Regions from separate parts of the Homo sapiens genome. Here region 1 is linked to region 2. A link is an interaction called in ENCODE POLR2A ChIA-PET data of the cell type or tissue named here. Cell type or tissue: PC-9. All regions are shown on one strand.

The links. ChIA-PET counts read pairs that join two places held together with the same protein. Peaks named below come from ENCODE experiments on the same cell type or tissue, not always from the same donor. Only the 100,000 strongest peaks of a DNase experiment are listed, where the experiment ranks them.
Region 1: POLR2A ChIA-PET joins it to region 2 with 5 read pairs; 4 of 35 experiments call an interaction of 5 or more read pairs at or near these places.

What each region holds. Positions count from the first base shown.
Region 1 is chr9:111,609,837-111,612,336 of GRCh38, reverse strand. It overlaps the pseudogene LRRC37A5P. Among named protein-coding and RNA genes, the nearest start is that of PTGR1, 11 kb to the right of the region's middle. In PC-9, no CTCF peak of the experiment used is centred here; a DNase peak (open chromatin) is centred at 1,236; H3K27ac peaks cover 2,064 bases.
Region 2 is chr9:111,690,370-111,692,869 of GRCh38, reverse strand. SHOC1 (shortage in chiasmata 1) reads left to right here. Exons shown (of 28, transcript NM_001378211.1): 27 at 359-1,319. Among named protein-coding and RNA genes, the nearest start is that of GNG10, 30 kb to the right of the region's middle. In PC-9, CTCF peaks have their summits at 739 and 946 (motif pointing right); a DNase peak (open chromatin) is centred at 989.

The sequences.
Region 1 (2,500 bases), 81 kb after region 2:
GAGTGTGTTCTGCCCACTTTTGAAAAGCTTTCCTGGAGGCCCTATCCAGTAACTTCTGCTCATACCTCCAGGCAGAATTGTCATGTGATCACTTCTAACAATAAAGGAGCTTGGCTAGCAATTTTTTAGCTAGACATGTTACTATTCTAAACAACGTGGGGATACTTGCTAGCAAAGAACCAAGAGAGAATGCAGCTAGAAGCATCTGTTCCAGGTAGAAATCAGTTCAGTTTAGAACATGTTAAGTTTAAGATGCCATGGGGAAAATGTCCAGGTGACTTTTTTTTTTTTTTTAATTCTTGAGACAGAGTCTCCCTCTGCTCTGTCACCCAGACTGGAGTGCGGTGGCATGATCTCAGCTCACTGCAGCCTCAACCACCCGGGCTCAAGCGATCCTCTCACCTCAGCCTCCCGAGTAGCTGGGACTACAGGCACACCCCACCACACCTGGCTAATTTTTGTATTTTTCGTAGAGACGAGGTTTTGCCATGTTGCCCAGGCTGGACACAGGAGGCTCTTCAGCCCATTAATCGATGGAGCCTGGAAGACATCCTGGGCAGGAGATATAAATTTGGGAGTGTTCAGTCTGCTGATGGCCTTTGTCTTTTTACTTGCGGTGGAAAGTGTCCTAGTTGATTCAGAAGAGGTTAGTTATGCAGGAGAAAAGAAATAATCCAGGTAGCCTAGGAAGGTTAGGAGAAATGCATCCCAAGTACATTAACCTTTGGTAGGAGGAGAGAAGCTGCCTCCATTTTCACAGAAAGAAAAGTGAAGATGGGCCCGGTGTGGTGGTGCATGCCTGTAGTCCCAGCTAATCGGGAGGGTGAGGCAGGAGAAAGGCTTGAACCTGGGAGGCGGAGGTTGCAGTGAGCCGAGATTGTGCCACTGCACTCCAGCCTGGGCAACCCAGTGAGACCCTGTCTCAAAAACAGAAAGAAAGAGAGAGAGAGAGAGAGAGAGAAAGAGAGAAAGAGACAGACAGAAAGAAAGAAAGAAAGAAAGAAAGAAAGAAAGAAAGAAAGAAAGAAAGAAAGGAGTGAAGATGGATGCATATGCAGAAAAGTTTGTAGTCTTGACCATAAAAAGACAAAGTCTCTGGTCTAATCTGTTTTAATCTCTCAGTGAAGCATCAGGTAAGAATAGTTGAGGGGTGAGGCTTGAGAACCGTGTGAAAGGATAAAATTGTCATCAAGTTTTGCGAGTAAGGAAATTTCCTGGAGAATCTCTGGGGTTACTGGGCAGTGTCGTGTGTGCCTTTGTGTTGTTTGTGATCATTAGAGGAAAACCAGTCAGTCTAGTTAAGTAATTTTCGCCAACAATGTTCAGGGGCTCATGGGAAGGCGTGGAAAAGTCAGTGATTGCTTTTACTCGGGGTTAGGGTTATGCCAGGCGTGACTGATGGAGGAAGAAAAAAGCAAGGAAGCTGAAAGCATTTGCCAGGGAGTGATTATAACAAAGCACCTTGGAATCTTTTTTTTTTTTTTTTTTTTTGAGACAGGGTCTCTGTCACCCACGCTGGAGTGCAGTGGCATGATTATAGCTCACTGCAGCATCAACTTCCTCAGGCCCAGGTTATCCTCCCTCTTCAGTCTCCCAATTAGCTGGGACCACAGACATGCACCACCTTACCTGGCTAATTAAAAAAAAAAATTTCGTAGAGCTGGGGTTTCACCACATTGCCTATGCTGGTCTCAGACTCCTGGCTTTAGGCCATCCACCACCTCAACCTCCCAAAGTACTTGGATTACAGGTATGAGCCACTGCGCCCAGCTGGAATCCTATCTGAACTAAATTGAACTGAAATTTATGCCCACTCTGATAATAGTAATACAAAGCTAGAAAACCAGAACCAAGGAAAAAAGAGAACAGAAATAAAATACCCATAAACTGTTTAAGTTGAGCTTTATGCTGTGTCGACTCAGCCAACTCATGATTCCTGGTTCCTCTCCTGGCAGGAATCTTTTCATGAGGCCTGGCAAGTGTGGTGAACGAATTAGCAAACACCAGCATTGCATTTTAGCGCCAGCCAGAACAAGCATGCCCAGAAGTGTCCAGGCAGAGCTCTCAGCCTCAGCTTTGGGGACCCAACCAGGAAACGTTTCTTCTTCCCAGCCTTTCAGAAAGATCAAAGACTACAGACCACTCACTTCCTGACTCCCGTTTTCCTGCCAAAAGCTTCTAGCTGGGCAGGTAGTACTCTGGCAGGGAAATGGTTTGTTGTTGTCAAACCCCCGCCCCATACAAAGAGAATCTTGGGGAGCCAACATGGGGCTGGTGGGGTACATGTGAAATGAGATTGTCTGATGTCTGTGTGGAGGCAAGGAGATGGCAAGATGGGAGTGTGTGGTGCACACAAGTCAGTATCGGGGAGATGATAACCTGGAATGAGATCATGAGATAGCAAGCATAGCCCTCCACATACATTGTGTGGTCTCAGAATGCCAGGCAGGAGTTGCGGCTGGGAGACACTTCTGAGATGATGGAGTACAGTCCCGGGACC
Region 2 (2,500 bases):
TAATTCTAGCTGTAAAGATAACTTTAGCCTTACTGGTAATATTTTAAAATTCTTATCAAGGAAATAGTATTCATGTATGAATTGTATAACTAAAATTCTATTGTATTTGCTGTGAGCCTAAAATTGTTCTGAAAAATAGACTATTAAAAATTCTATTACAAGTGATTAGAAAATAAGTATGAATTACAATGAATTTTTCTTTTAATAGAGCCTAATGATTTCATGTTCTTAATACCTGGATCAATGTAATATCTATGAATAGACTACCTATTTATATTTTGCCTTCTTTCCATATAGATAAGCATCATTATTTATATTTACTAAACTGACATTTGCATTATATTAATTCATTTTTTAGCATTTTTGTAGCATCACTTCCCTATTCAAGATTGGTTCTTCTTCCATAACAAAATCACCGCAAATTTCGTCACCTCAGGAAAATAGGAATCAGATTAGTACCTTGTCTTCTCAAAGTTCAGCTTCTGATTTAGACTCTGTCATTCAAGAACATAATGAATATTATCAGTATTTAGGATTAGGAGAGACAGTGCAGGAAGACAAAACCACCATTTTGAATGACAACTCTTCCATTATGGAACTAAAAGAAATCTCAAGTTTTTTACCACCTGTGACTTCATACAATCAGACCAGCTACTGGAAAGACTCCAGCTGTAAATCTAATATAGGGCAGAATACTCCTTTTCTAATTAATATAGAATCAAGGAGACCGGCTTATAACTCCTTTCTAAACCACAGTGATTCAGAGTCAGATGTCTTTTCTTTGGGTCTAACACAAATGAACTGTGAAACTATAAAATCACCAACTGACACTCAGAAGAGAGTGTCAGTTGTCCCCCGTTTTATAAATTCTCAGAAAAGGAGAACACATGAAGCAAAAGGTTTCATAAATAAAGATGTATCGGACCCTATCTTTTCACTAGAGGGCACTCAATCTCCTCTTCATTGGAACTTTAAGAAAAATATATGGGAACAAGAGAATCACCCGTTCAACTTACAATATGGTGCACAGCAGACTGCATGTAACAAATTGTACTCTCAGAAAGGTAATTTATTCACTGATCAGCAAAAATGTCTATCAGATGAGTCTGAAGGCCTCACATGTGAAAGTTCAAAAGATGAGACTTTCTGGAGAGAATTACCATCTGTCCCCAGTTTGGATTTATTTCGTGCTTCTGATTCTAATGCAAATCAAAAAGAATTCAACAGCCTTTATTTCTACCAAAGAGCTGGAAAAAGTTTAGGACAGAAAAGGCACCATGAATCTTCATTTAACTCAGGAGACAAGGAATCATTAACAGGTAACACTATCCAATAGTTGATAAAACTACTCTCAAATTTAATTTTAAAAGATAAAATCATCTCCAAATTTAACATTTTTTTTGTTTTAATTACTACATTTAAAAAACTTCTCTAATAACTGTTGGGTAAAAGAGAAAATCTAAACTCTAAAATAAATGCAGAGAAAATATATTGTGTTAAATTATTATAACCTTAAGTGGACTAAGCATTCAACTTAAGAAGTTAAAAATAAAAGCAGTGCAACTCTAAGTAAAGCAGGAGACTAAAATCAACAAAGATTAAACAGAGGAATCAGTGAATTAGAAAATTAACCTCTTTGTGGAGCAGGTATATTTAACTGACTAACGTTTATTAAAAGAGCCTAATTAGGTGCCAGTCTCCATTCTAAGTGCTTTATTGGATTATTTACTTTAATTCTAACAATTCTATTAAATAGGCAGTATTATTAGCTCCATTCTGGTGGATGTTTTTGAGTTGTCTGAACATTTAAGCATATCAAATTTTTAAAAGCACAATTTAATTTTCTTGTTTCTAGTGATTCTAGCTTTTCTTTCAGTGTCATTTCTTACTGCATTGGCCCAAGCATCTAAAACAAAATATTAAGTTCTAACAGCCGTACAAAGGTGGCCTTCCCCAGGATAGGAGAAAAAGGGGAGGGCGGGGGGAAGCTTAAGTTTCAAACTTCTCTTTTTCATAGGTTTTTTTGTGAGGCCTGAGAGGGGCCAAGAAAATCTTGTATTTTTTGTTTTGTTTTAAAAAGGGCTCCCAAATTGTATAAGCTACAGGACTTGTAATGCTTGGATTTGCTCTTATTTAATACTTACAACTTGTTTTGTTCCTCACTTTAATGGGAAGTATTCTGTGTCTAGTTTTGTAAAAACTTCTGTGAAAAATAGATGCTGAATTTATTCAAACTCATTTTAGTACATATTGGGAAAAATCAAATGTGTTTTCTCTACTGACCTATTCATGTCAAAGATTATATTTACAGGTTTACTAATATTAAAATATCTATGCCATTTCTGTGATAAACATAACTGGTTTTTGAGGGGTGATTCTTTATTTTTATATTTTTGTTTTATTTAATATTTCATGCTACCTTGTCTAAGAGATTTTTTGTTTCTTTAAGACAAGGTCTCCCTCTGTAGCCCAGGCTGGAGTGCAGTGGCATGATTGGTTC